Regions from separate parts of the Homo sapiens genome. Here regions 1 and 3 are each linked to region 2. A link is a loop called in an ENCODE intact Hi-C map of the cell type or tissue named here. Cell type or tissue: Calu3. All regions are shown on one strand.

Region 1 (5,000 bases), 150 kb after region 2:
TTGAAAACACATCCCTGACTACACTTTCTGTCTTTTCTCTCATATAAGTGAAATTTAAAAGTAACTAAAAACACTAATCACCTACAATGAAAATACTAAACATGTATTGAATTCATAGAGAAGCATGCATAGGACAAAACTAATGGAGAAATATCTTGATGTCATGAACCATTGTTCGTGATATGAAGATAGCAACGTCATCTCCTGTAGGAGACAAACCTAAGGTGGGCAACAGCTCATAGCCAGGGGAACTCTGTAGGGCCAATGAAACCCTGTTGATTCTAAGCCTTTTTTCCCAATATGAAAAGATATTTTTCTACGAATTATGAGACACATAAACAGTGGAAGATATGTTCCAACTGTACTAGACCAAACTTATTGAATTCTTCCTGGAAGTTAGCCAGATGTTAAAAGCACCCATATGGCCTGATGATTAACTGCCATCCAGAGAAGCAATTGTGCAGAACCTCAAGAGAATGGGTTCATCTGATTGGATGACCTGATTTCCTTTTGGGCTAGCAAGTCTTTCAGTAGCTAGACAAGACCTTCAGCCCATCTGCTGGATATTTCCCTGCAAATTCCAAGGAAAGCAGTTCTCAAAGGCTTAGTACAAACTAGGGAATCATTAAAGAGCCTCTGCAACTGCAAGACAAAATTTATCACCAAACTATGCCTTTACATTTTTCCTTTTCATACAATTTTATTTTTTCCTGAGTGATTTATTTAACTTATTAAACTAGATCAGGTCTTTCCTAGGCACAGAATTATAAAACATCAGGAACTACCTGCTGTAATGATTCCTTGTCTCCAGCAGGACTTTTGACATTTCCATAATAGTTTAAATAAATGCCACTTGATTGTTGAGGACCTGCCTTTATGTTTGCCAGATGTGAATGTGTCTTTATTAGTGCAAGCAAATCAACCAAACCAAAATTTTAATCTGTCTAATCAGCTACAGTTCTTTACATAATTCAAACAAACATTCAAGCTCTAAGAATACTAGTGTTCCTGTATTTCTGACCAAACAAACATCTGGATCTTAACCTGAATTATTAAAACAAAATATAGACACAGAATACAGTTTTTGAATGCTGTAGAGATTGAGGAAACCGTGGCCTGCAGGCCAAACCAGGTCTACTGCCTATTTTTGTATAGCCTACTAAGAATTTTTTTACATATTTAAATGGTTACTTGTAAATAGTTATAAAAGTACCTACATAATATCCTCATTTTTGTCTGTTGGCCTAGAAAGATTAAAACATTAACTATAGGGCCTTTACAAAATAGTTTGCTGACCTCTGCTATAGAACATCAAAGTTTATATTAGAAAGCTGTCTTTGGCTCTATGACTTTATTCCTGAGTGCTACAGCTGTAAAATCCATGCAAAATACACCCAGACTAGCAGCTATACAGCCTAAAACTACTGATTTCAAAGTCCCTGCAAAACAAATTACAGGCCTTCTAATCGGAGAAAATCCATGCTCATTCTACCTAGAGGCCAATATAATGAAAAATCACCAAGTAGTACGTGGACTCCATCGCTCTCAAATTCTTAAAGATTCAGTTATACTTATTTTTATTCTCCAGGACTAGATTCTGTAATAGGTCCTCTTAATAATTGATTTCTGTGAACTCCTTTTTCTATGGTTTATCAATGTAGGAAGTGGGGAAAGGAGACAGATGATTATCATGACATCCAAGCAACTCTCTCTGGTCATGATTATTAGAACCATGTTTTGTTGCTCCTTTCCTATGTCTTATCAGCCATGAGCTTTTAGGCTTATACTCAAAGGTATTATCATTTGATATTTCTTCCTAGCCCAGTATCCCAAAAAATCCATTGATTTTTATCTAGTTTTTATAAAGGACCAAACACTTTTTTATTTTTATTGTGAATTTTGGTTTGCTTTCTTAATAGATACCACTTTTGCAAGAGTACAAGACCTGTCTTGAATTGTTTAGCTAATAAAAACAAGAGCTATAATTAAAACAGCACAAAAACAACCTGGGATATGATAGGTAGAATTGCTCCAGACATACATACAGGCCATATCATTTAAAGTGTTGAGCAGAACCAGGATTTAAACTCTACACTGATGTCAGGTAGAATGTTAAAAATAGAATCAAATTGAATTATCCAACTCCCTAACACATACATATCCTAATAACTTATATTAGTAACAAGACACAGTGATGTTTACAATTCATATTCAATTTGGAGCTTAAAATATTTAAAAATTGAAGCAAATTATATGACGATGAAGCCTAAAATGTAGGACCACTAGGAAAATCTGGGCCTGTTTTATATGCATAATGAAGAGATGACCTTCAAAAAAGAAACAGAATATATTAAATCTAACAAGATAACATTATTTAGAAAATACTTGAATATGTGTAACTGCTTTCATGCCCTTGGGAAAAAATGTAAATACAACGTAGGGCAATCAAACCAATTTTGTTGCCATCTATGAGACAATCTCAACCTTACCAACATTAACTAGCCTAGATAGATACCAAATACAAGAAAATAAAACAAGATTTAAGATTCAAAAAGAAGTTTGAGACTTAGAATTGGCTGAAAGGTCACACATTTTATCACTATATGCTCATTTAATCAGCCACCAGTTTCTGAGCATGTGGAAGTGGTAATAGCAAATCTTTTCCAAGTGATCTCCTATATTTAGATGCTTTCTATTCCCTACATCAATAAAACAAAATGAGGAGAAAATCATTCAGGAAACAAGTTGCTCACACGGGCAAGTAAACTGTAAGAGACCTCATCAAACTTTAACCGCTATTTACTATTGAATTGCCAATGACACTTGGTGCCTCACATTCAATATTACACTTCATGGAATGTGTCCCTGTCTTTTGATAAGTGAAAAAGTAGTCATTAACCACAAAGAAACAATCAACTTGCCAACAGGGTGCTGCTCCGAATCTTAACAGGAAGAATTAAACATTCAAGTGGAAAATTTCACAAGATAAAAGGAAGAGTGCCACCTTCTGTTCTCCAAAGGAATGCTGGATTCATTTAAAAAATAAAAAATAAAAAGAAAGAAGAAAAAAGAAATAAAAGAAAAAGAAAATAACCAAGTCTTGAGCTCCAGCTGAGATTCTATTGAAATTATCTGAAATATTCCAAAAGAAAAAGGATTCTGCTTTAGAAAAATCATCCCCAAATCCTGAAAAATTATGTATTCAATAAAAGAAAGGTGATGACTGCCTTTCTTATACAAGTAACGTGATTCCATGTAACCCTATTTTTCTGTAAATAAAATACAACAGGACAATGTCTTTGTTTCCAGATCAGATAGTAGGAGACACCATTAGTGGTCTTTGCAACACCACTACATCACAGGTAAAGTTTCTACTTTATAAGAGTTCCCCTTCCTTAAGTTATCTGCTTTTTTCTTTGTTTGTGTGTTTTTTTAAATCAAAAAATATTCAATCCTATGAATAATAGGTACCACGTTTTCTGGAGTTCAAACTGATTCCTCAATTAAACACTGATGCTTATGATCAGAGCAGGTATATTTATCGTTATATTATGTAACCTGAAAGGGAAAAAATGCTTCACAGTGATTTTAATGAACCACTAAAAGATATTTCTTACACAGAAAAACACTCTTTTAAATATAGCTTTCTTAGTCTGTGTAATCATCAAGGTCATGAATGGGGTTTTTTACAAAAAGCTTTGAAAATAATTAGGTTGCTCTTTTGAAAATGAAACTTTGAATTTATGATATATGTGATATAATTATATTTGGCCACAAAAGAGTAAAGTGTGTGTTTATATCACCTGTATTTAATTACCTATACTCTCCCTTTAGCTGTGTGCTACTGTCTAGAAATAATAAACCATCATCTACAATTTTTAGCATTATTATATCTCAGTCTGCACTCAGATATCATTAATATTCAGGCCAGAATATCCATTGGCCATTGCCTGTGTGCTGCGCTATTGAGGTCCAGTGATCAAAATAATAAAGAACTGCGTGTTAACTGAAAGCAGAAAGTATTGGAATGCACTGCAGGTCAGAGAATAGCAAAAAGGGAGAAATAAAATGTTCAGTTTTGTTTACACTTATCATTGCAGAATGTGTACTTCTCCATGCACAGAGGATCATTCCAGGTAATGTTTTTAAGGGAATATTAATGTAAAAAGAAAAATACTGGAGAATTAGGGGATATCACAAATTCAAAGGCAAGCGTTAGTTTGTGGTTGCCTTTGTATGGAGACAGTTACTTCCATTCTCTTTGCAAAGTGGAATTCCTACATCAAACGCACTAAGATCTCTTTCTTAACCAAATCGTAATTTTAGGTTTTATAAAACTTAGCTTCAACATTGTCCTAAGTTCCTCAGTCTTGGTTTATGACAGCAAAAAGAATCAGAGAACTCAAGTGTACAAAAATGTATTTAGCATAATTTCTATAACTTTGACACCATATAATAGCTTAACATAATAATCCTGGCTTCATTTAAACATAGGGTTTATCTCCCAGTGCCCCCCTACTTAAAAAGTACAAATGATTCAAAAGAAAAAAATAAGAACTTTATTTAAGATACATACCCAAAGAGGATGAGAGAAGGCAACAGCAAAAAGAGAAGATAATTTTAAAAGCTATAAAGCTAAAGGACATGGAAAAATCTAAAACGCCCAGCAGTAACAGAATCTTTTTAAATTGTGGTCTAATCAAGCTATGGCACACTCTCACAGCAATGAAATGGATGAAATGGATTACAGCTACACACAACAGCATAAATGAACCTAATGATCGTAATATTCAGCAAAGAAGTAAGACCCAAATGATTATGTATAATCTATTTCCACTGATGTCAAGCTCAAAAAGGAGGCAAAACTAAAATATATTGCTTAGAGAGGCATTCATAGGCGGCAAAAAAAATACAAATGGAAGCAAGAAAGTTATTCACAAAAATATCGGGAGAGTGGTTGTTTTCAAAGGAGAGGGTAGTAAAATCACAATGGAATACAT
Region 2 (5,000 bases):
TAAAAGAAAAATAGGAGAGGTGCAAGAGGAGTAAAAATCATCACCATTTTTAGATGATAGAGTTTTTTATATGGGAAGATCTAAAAGAATCAACTAATAAACTGGAAGAGTTTAGTAAGATGACTGTAGAAAAAATATTAGAAAATATATTGACAGCAAATTTCATAAACAAAAGCAATAGTAATGAAATTAAAAAATACACAAAAATGTAAAATAAATTTTTTTACAGTTTTGAATAAATGGTGGGAATATGCATTGATACTATATCTATGAAGAGGAATTTATCAAAATGTAAACTGCATACCCTTTGACTCACTAACTGTACTTCAAGGTGTTTACCCTGAAAACATATTTGTGCATAACTCAGATATATGTGTACAAGATTATTTCTGCGGCATTATTTATATTAGTGAGGGGAAAAGGACCTGTAAACAACATTAATGTTTTTCAAAACTAGGTTTAATAAAATATGAACATCCATAGAAAGGAAGACTATATACATCTATTAAAAAGAATAAGGTAGATTTGTTATTCTAATTTAGAAAATTCTCCAAGAGATAAAGCAAATGACAGAACAGTTTATATGTATTATCTCACAGGTATAAAATAAGATGTATCCATATGCTTGTATATATGCCTGGAAAAATTCTGGAAGGGTACACAAGGTAACTCCTGGGGAGTAGATGAAACTTGAGAGAGAGATGGGCACATTTTTCATAGTACTGCTTAAAAATTTTTATTACATGCATTGTTATTTTCAGAGAGATTAAAAAAAAATGTTGGCCAAGGTGGGCAGATCAACTGAGGTCAGGAGTTTGAGACCTGTCTGGCTAACATGGCAAAACCTCATCTCTACTAAAAATACAAAAATTAGCTGGCTGTGGTGGTACGTGCCTGTAATCCCAGATACTCGGGAGGCTGAGGCAGGAGAATTGCTTGAACCCGGGAGACAAAGGTTGCAGTGAGCCAAGATCTCGCCACTGCATTCCAGCCTAGGCAACAGAATGAGACTCCATCTCAAAAAAAAAAATAAAGTTAAGCACTGAAGCAAATATTATTCATTTTGCAAAAAGATGAAATGCCTTCATGACACTATTGCATTAGATTAGTGATCAAAATAAATATTAAATTTATCCAATGAGGATGTCCAGTATAAATAAATTATGCCAAGAAATCGTCCATGGGTTCTAAATTTTGTTGGCTGCATGACTATAGCAAACACATTAAAAGCATAATTAGCAAAACACTATCTCAAATTGCAATTTAAAAAAAGACAGAGGACTGCATCACAAACAAACGTGTATCATCTTTAAATTATAAAAAGGCTTTAGGAGACACTGGTATATAACATAGTTTAATGTCTTAAAAATGTCTTTTACATAGCATTTTAATGTATTTCTTTTATTACTTTTTAATAAATTGTTATTCACTCAAGACTCATGAGTTGCGAACTACTATGATTCTCATGCGCCCCAAATTTTATGAGTCCACTATTTGGTAGACCATCATCATAAGGCTGTATTCACACAGCTATTATCAGTACTTACTCTCCTGTATAGCTATTGTGCTAGTGAGAAAGTAAATGCCTAAAAATGACAGTGGTGCACTGTACATTGGAATGTAGTTGGTCAGCCAAAACATATGCTCTAAATTTGTCTAGATAAAAATGCGTTATTCTTCCTGTGCTATACTGCAAGCTAATTAATAATGAGACATTTCAGTGACTTGGAATCAGATATAGTTGACACTCTTCTAGTGATGTGGCATTGTAATAGCTTATTTATTGGAGGTAGTAATAAAGGCTATATAACAAAGCATAAACTGTTTTTCAGCTTGAGCTTAACCTATTTCTGATAAAGCTATGCAAAATTTTGTATGTGTTTTCCTTATTTACTCAAAAGACCCCATAAGATGCAATTATCTCAATTTTAGAGGAATGTTAAAGACAGATGATTATCTAATAATCTGGAGAATGCCCATAAAAAGGTAAAGAATATCTAGGTACCTTTAACATCTTATGAATGAGGTTCCTATAAAGGTAATTTTTTTCATATGAAATTTTTACTTGAACTGATCATTTGTACAGAAATTGCTCAATAAGATTTTGAAGAACAATCATTGCCATGAATTGAAACATTCGAATTGGATTTTTTAAAGCCCATGATTGTATTACGTGAATTTACTATAAAATAGTTAGAAAAAAAATTTTCAGAGCGATACAAACAGTAGACTCATGTATTTCAGAAAACCTGCCAAGCAAGGTAAATTATCTTTGATGTAAAAGCTATCTTACCCATAATTCTTCACATTTGCCTATAACATAAAAAATGATTTCTTAATGGGCTAGGTAAATCTGAGTAGAATATATATTACTTGTAGTTGACAATTTTGAGGTGCTACTTCTTTCCCAGAACTATTCTCTTTTCTCAGATTGTAAATATGTTTATTTTGCTTATGTGTATCTTTGCCACTTGCATGCCTAGAATTTCTCAATAGTAACCTTAAAACATTTTTATTTAAAATGATTTATACATACCGTGTTATAAGCACATATGCAGATCAGATTTGCCTATCCCCTTTTAGCGTGATGCATGCTGGGACCACATAATCATAGGCTGGCAAAGAGAGAGCAAAATCTGGAACTGGGAGAAGCAGTTATAACAATTGCCCATAGGCTGGGTATCTGCGAAGTCTCAGGCAAAATGCCAGCAGATGGCAATCTTAAGCAAGGCTTAGGTGGATTTTTTTAAGAGGCTGCAGTAGCAGGGAGTTTAATCTGACCAAAAGAGAAGAATTATGTGGGAGAAAATGCAGTAAGACTTCCACAAATTCCTTCTTTGGCAGAACACCGGCCTGTTACCAGAAGTTCAGGATATAATGGCCTACGTCTCCCCAAAAGGGACTTACAAGCATTCAGGAGGGTTTAAGGATATAAGAAAAGTGGTACAAAAACAGACATATAGACCAATGTAACAGAATACAGAACCCAGAAATAAGACCACACACCTATAGCTATCTGATCTTCAACAAACCTGACAAAATCAAGCAATGGGGAAGGGATTCCCTATTTAATAAATGGTGCTGGGACAGCTGACTAGCCATATACAGAAGATTGAAACTGGACCCCCTTCCTTACACCATATACAAAAATCAACTCAAGATGTATTAAAGACTTAAATTTAAAACCCAAAACTATAAAAACCCTGGAAGACAACATAGGCAATACCATTCAGGACATAGGAACAGGCAAAGATTTCATGACAAGGATGCCAAAAGCAACTGCAAAAAAGGAAAAATTGACAAATGGGATCTAATTAAACTAAAGATCTTCTGCACAGCAAAAGAGACTATCAACAGAGTAAACAGACAACCTACAAATGGGAGAAAATTTTTGCAAACTATGCATCTGGCAAGGGTGTAATATTCAGCATCTATAAGAAACTTAAACAAATTTACAAGGAAAAAAAAACATTAAAACGTGGCCAAAGGACATGAACAGACACTTTTCAAAAGAAGACATACATGCAGCCAACAATCCTATGAAAAAAAAAGCTCAACATCACTAATCATTAGAGAAGTGCAAATCAAAACGGCAATGAGATATCATCTTGCACCAGTCAGAATGGCTATTATTAAAAGTCAAAAAATGACAGATGCTGGCAAGGTTGTGAAGAAAAAGAAACACTCATACACTGTTGGTGGGAGCATAAATTAGTTCAACCATTGTGACAGTGTGGCGATTCCTCAAAGATCAAAAGACAGAAATACCATTCAAGTCAACAATCCATTACTGAGTATATACCCAAAGGAATATAAACCATTCTATTATAAAGACACATGCACACATATGCTCATTGCAGCACTATTTGCAATAGCAAAGACATGGAGTCAACCCAAATGCCCATCAATGATAGGCTGGATACAGAAAATGTGGTACATATACACCATGAAATACTATACAGCCATAAAAAAGAATGCAGTCATGTCTTTCACAGGAATGTGGATGAAACTGGAGGCAATTATCCTTAGCAAACTAATGCAGGAGCAGAAAAACAAATACTACACATTAATTAGGAGCTAAATGATGAGAACACATGGACACGTAGAGGGAAACAACACACACTAGAGCCTATTGGAGGGTGGAGGGTGGGAGGAGGGAGAGGATTAGGAAAAATAACTAATGGTTACTAGGCTTAATATCTGGGCGATGAAATAATCTGTACAACAAACATCCATGACACAAGTTTACCTATATAACAAACCTGCACATGTACCCCAGAATTTAAAATAAAAGTTTAAAAAGGAGTTTACTGCAAACATCTGAATGAATCTCATTAACATAACATTGAGTGAAAGAAATTAGACACAAATGACTCCACACTGTATAATTCTAGATGTGTAGAGGACAAAAGCAAGCAAACTAATCAATGCTATTAGCATTGGGGGAATAGTGAATGGAAGGATGCACAGGAGAGGTTTCAGAGACTGGTGATATATTGAGTCTTAATTTGGTGCTGGTTACTCAGATGTGTTAAAATTGTGAAAATTAATATATGATATGAATTTTTCTGAATGTTATATGTCAAAAATGACATTTTAATTTTATTTTTTATTTTTCAATAGTCTTAATTTTCGATTGACAAATGATAATTGTATGTATTACATATTTCTGGAGTACTATCCGGTGTTTTGATACATGTTTACATGGTAGATGTTTAAATCAATCTAATGGACAAATTTAAAAAAAGAATGAAATCATGTCCCTTACAGCAACATGGTTATGGCTAGAGGCCATTATCCTAAGTGACCTAATGCAAGAACAGAAAACCAAATACCACATGTTCTTACTTATACGTAGAGCTAAACATTCTGTACATACGGACATAAAGACAGGAGCAATAGACACTGGGCGCTGGGGACTACTAAGAGCGGGAGGATTGTAGGGTCTTGAAGCCTGAAAAACTGCCTCTTGGGTACTATGTTCACTATATGGGTGCTGA
Region 3 (5,000 bases), 220 kb after region 2:
GGTTATATAGTATATAACAAGATCTAATTTGCATATAAAACAAATGTGTTTATTTGCAATATGTTATATAATAATTTTATCCTATTATAGTTTTCACTTTGGCAACAAATATACTTAGACACATTTATTACTATCCAGAGGTCTAAATAATGTTCATTGAAATCTTGGGCATAATAGAATGCCTCAAATAAATAGTAGCAAATGCAGAGCTTTATGACCAAAAAAGAAATAAATTAATAAATTAGATATACCTGAAAAACATATTTAATACACTGGAAAGATACTGTGCTGTGAACACGCAACTTTAGAATTAATAAAACACTGCACATACCCCAAACATCTTTATGTAAAACCAAAGCCTGTGATAACTAGCCCTGAAGACATTCATGCATACCTGTGCATATTATATCTTGCTGTAAGTGAAAATTAGTTACTCATATCATTTAGCACTATCTGAAAGCCTGTTTTTTAGAAAGAAAATAGGCACACTCAAGCAAGCAGATTATAGATAACAACAGAGTTCCTTTTGGTTATTCTTTATCTCCACTATTATAGGTCTTTCTCACTCAGTTCATTCTTGCTGGGTAAGGTACGAAGGGAAGTAAGATAAACAAGTCCTTTTCCAAAGATGTTCACTTGCTCTAAAAGCTATCATGAATTTAATTAAGTGCTACCCACCAATTCTCTGACCACTTTCTTAAAAAAAACCTTAAAAAGCTGCTTAGCTTTTATATAAATGTTTAGAGTGTCCCAGATCTACCTTTAAGAAAGGCCAAGAATGTCTCCCACATTCCCATTATTGGTTTGTCTGTGTTTGAATTCTAAAGACTCTCTAATTTTCAAGGCAGCCTGCCACCACCAAAGAGAAAGAGAGACAGAAGATAATATTAGGAAGAAAAAAAGGCAAACAACCTCAAGAAGAATTGAAAAGAATGAGAAGACAATTGCCTAGATGAGCCTTCCTTTTTCTTTTACTTTGAGATTATTTATCTCATCTTTACTCAGAATCTTTCCTTCCTTGTTATCTAATTTCCATTATATTTACTTTTGGCCATGAGATGATGTCTAGTTAATCTTCCTAGTATATACATCTATGTCAGGTCATTAAATTATATCCCTTGGCCTGCCCTGCCTAACACATTCCTCCACAAACACAATAACCTCAAAGTATTACTTAGATTGGGAAGCTAAGACCCAAAGAGATTGAGCTTTGGCCATTGTCTTAAATGTTTACTTCTTTGTTTGACGAAATATTGGGTTTTTTATATCTTGCACATATTGCCAATTAACCCTAACACAACACCAGTAAACTAGTAAGCTCTATCAAGAGAGACGCTCAAGTTTCTCTGGCGGTCATCCAATGAGTATTTCCTTTTAAGAGAAGTTTCAATGCTGTCTCAGTGTTAAGACAAAAAGAAACAGGAGGAGAAAGATTGGCAACTCAGAAATATTTTCTAAGTATCTCAGATAGCAACAACCTCATTAGTTATTTCTATTTCTGATTCTATTAAATCCTTTTTAAAATTTTAATGAAAAAACACAGTATTTAGGATTTTTGCCTAAAGAATGTCCTATATGAATCCTTTCATTTTATTTTTCTCCTAGAAGTAAAACAATAGTTCAAACTGAGAAAGGAACAGAAATGAGACCCATATATAATGGCTTTGTCTTCTCCTCAACATTCTTCACCTTTATCTGTTGAATTTTTCTGAAAACTACTGATTTAAAACATGTAACTTGCCCTTTTACTCCCTCATTCTTTTGTATCTGTATTTCTTTCAACACATTATACATTGTTGCACATATTAATTGTATTTTTTTAAAAAAATCTATGAGAATAAATGTATTTTTGATTTAAATATGTTCTTTTCCATCTCTAGTTTAAACCTGTAGGCGATGCATTGTGATTAGTTATCTGAAGTAAGCAAATGAGCCTTTGGAGCCAGCTCCTTATTCAACAGGGAGAGATTTTTCAGGACGGTGATAGAATTGATAAACTATGGGACTGAGGACCTCTGCTGGCTGTTTTGTGAAGTGATTTTTTTTTTTTTTTTTTTTTTTTATTTAACTGTGATGATGAAATTATCCTATTTAATCTAAATATTCCTTTTTACTGAGAATTCTTTAATTGCCATCCAAAAACCTTATTCATTGGTTCAGTCTCATTGTAAAAATCTGAGTCTTTAATTTCCACAACAGTTGCTTTACCTTTTGGAAAATAATACATGAAAGTTAATATTATTGGATGAAAATATCATTAATATTATTGTTTTAAAGCAAATTAAACTTGTTCATGAATAATGCCTTAATTTTTCTTTAAAGTGATAGCTGCATATAGATGGATAGCTAGATGGTAGATAGATAGATAGATACTGGTTTATGTGTAGAGTATAGACACATCATTACAGTATAGAACATAGAATTTAGTATAAAATCAAATAAAATGTTATGAGAATAACTACAGATATTTCTCACTTTTCAGAAACTAGAGTTTTTTCATATGTAATGTATACCTAGATAGCCTTGGAAGCCAGGTTTTATCTAAATGTCCTGTACAATTATTTTAAGCTTGAAACTGCAATTGCACTGATCACCTTTCACTCCACTTCACCACTACTACTCGCCTGTGCGTTAATTCTATTATTTATAAACTCATAGATTGTTATGACTGAAAGAGGCCTTATAAGTCACATAATCTAACCCTTTTATTTTACAAGTAAAATATCTGAGACTTATGGAGGTGAACAGCAGCCTCTGCCTGTTCTTGCCAAGTCAGGGTGAAATGAATAAATAACTCCCAAAAAATTCTCATGTTCCAGAGGGATATTGCCTCAATCAGGAGAAAGGAACAGCAGATTTGAAGCCCTGGGCTACAATAACCTAGTCTTGTTATGAATACAGGAAGACCTAATCCAAGCCTGATTCCAAGAATTCAAGCTGGTAGGAAGAAGTTTGGAGCCAGGGTCCAGAAGCAATGATAATTGTAACTGACATTATTGAGCACTAAACATATGCCAGACAGGCACAGTTCTAAGCACTTGATATTGGATAGCTCATGTAACAATCGCAGCAATCCTGTGAAATGGGTATGGTTGCTAGTACAATTGAGGAAACTGAGGCACAAAGGTTGAATATTTGAATCCCCCTTTATAGACCTTAAGGGACCATAGAACACTAGATTTTTAAATTCTGACTTAGTCTAACCTTCGCTGTTCACAGTTTATATGAAGTTATTTGTCTCACACTTCTGTACTCAAAGCAAAGATGCTGGCCTTGTAAATGCCAGTACTGTCCAATGAAGATGCTGGCCTTGTAAATGCCAGTACTGTCCAATGTTCTCACACGATGGCACACATAGAAAATCATATTGTATGGCACATGGGCATAAAAAGGGGAGCCTTCGCAAGACCAGAGGTGACCAGCTCCAAGAATTCAGCCTCCCAGACCTCACCAAACCTCCGAAAGAGTGTAAAGGAATCAATATCTAAAAACATCTATGCCAAATTCCTAGCTTACCAGTTGAGAAGCCCTGGCTCAGAGTCCTCCAATAAATAAAGTATAAATTGACCTTTTGGCTGGGCACAGTGGCTCGCACCTGTAATCCCAGCACTTTGGAAGGCCAGAACGGTGGATCACTTGAGCCAGCAGCTCCAGACCAGCCTGGCCAACTTGGTGAAATCCCATCTCTACAAAAAAATATGCAAAAATTAGCCATGTGTGGTGGCTCATGCCTGTAATCCCAGCTACTTGGGTGGCTGAGGCACGAGAATCTCATGAACCCTGGAGGCAGAGGTTACAGTGAGCTGAGATCGGGCCACTGCACTCCAGCCTCAGCGACAGAGCTAGACTCTGTCTCAATCAATCAACCAATCAATCAATAAACTGGCCTAGGATACTAGTGCTTAACTTTCCTTCCCACCGCTAGATCCACTTAAAATTCTTACTGCCTACTATTAGCGCCCACTTACTACAGATTTAAACCATCACCTCCCAAATCTTCAAAATGATAGTTACATGTATTAGTTATTGATTGCTGCATAACAGATTAATCCAAGCTTAGGCACTTAAAGGAGAAGTATTTATTATCTCACAGTTTGGGTGGGTCAAGAATTCAGGAGCAGCTTAGCTCAGTGGTTCTGGCTTAGGATGTCTCACGAGGCTGCAATCAAAGTGTCAGCTGGGGCTGCAGTTATCTGAGGCTTCACTAAGTCTGAAGGATCTGCCTCCAAGCTCAAGCACAGAGTTATTAGCAGGAAGCTTTAGCTCCTCACCACATGAGCCACCCATGTTCCTCATATAACATAGCTTTCCCCACAGCAAGTGATATGAGTAAGAAAGAAAGAACCCCAAATGGAAATTGCAATCTTTCTATCACCTAACCTCAGAAGAGACACTTCTGCTGTATTTTATTGTCACAGACCAGCTCAGATACTACGTGGGAAGGAACTACACACAGGGGTGTAAACACCAGGAGGTGGGGTCATTGAGTGTCATCTCAGAGACTGGCCACCACCCTAGTGTTCGACTGTCCACTTTGTTACAAGAACTTTAGGTTTGTATTTATGTCATTTAATTTTTACAACACTGATATAAATCTCTCCATTTTATGGCTGCAGAGACTAAGACCAAGGGCAGTTAATTGCTCAAGTTTACACAGGTAAGTGGCAGAAAAGAATGCCAAAACAAAGCCTATTTGTCTCAAGGCTCACATTCTTTTCAACTTTTTACTCTATTTCCATGCTATGCTTGTCTTTCCAAATCTCAATTCTCCTAGCCCCCAATTTCATATATATACCCCCCTTCACCTCCTTTTCAGTTCTGAACATCATTCTATATTTGGTCCATTCTTGCTGCCAATTCCAAACTCTCTAGTAACTTAGATCAACAGCACTTCCTTAAACATATTTAATTCCATCTCATTATGTATCAAAATATTATTGTAACTTTAGTAATAGCTGTTGGTAAAAATACTGTACAAGAAAAAGGTGTAAAAATGTTAC

Evidence for each region. A loop is a pair of places that touch in the nucleus more often than their neighbours do. Peaks named below come from ENCODE experiments on the same cell type or tissue, not always from the same donor. Only the 100,000 strongest peaks of a DNase experiment are listed, where the experiment ranks them.
Region 1: it touches region 2 in a loop (10-fold over the local background); 2 of 110 quality-filtered maps call a loop at or near these places.
Region 3: a loop joins it to region 2, with 12 times the contacts of the local background. A loop is called at or near these places in 7 of 110 quality-filtered maps.

What each region holds. Positions count from the first base shown.
Region 1 is chr5:99,167,429-99,172,428 of GRCh38, reverse strand. No RefSeq gene overlaps it. Among named protein-coding and RNA genes, the nearest start is that of CHD1, 240 kb to the right of the region's middle. In Calu3, a CTCF peak has its summit at 2,974 (motif pointing left); no DNase peak of the experiment used is centred here.
Region 2 is chr5:99,318,356-99,323,355 of GRCh38, reverse strand. No RefSeq gene overlaps it. Among named protein-coding and RNA genes, the nearest start is that of LINC02113, 210 kb to the left of the region's middle. In Calu3, no CTCF peak of the experiment used is centred here; a DNase peak (open chromatin) is centred at 2,705.
Region 3 is chr5:99,101,740-99,106,739 of GRCh38, reverse strand. No RefSeq gene overlaps it. Among named protein-coding and RNA genes, the nearest start is that of CHD1, 180 kb to the right of the region's middle. In Calu3, a CTCF peak has its summit at 1,986; no DNase peak of the experiment used is centred here.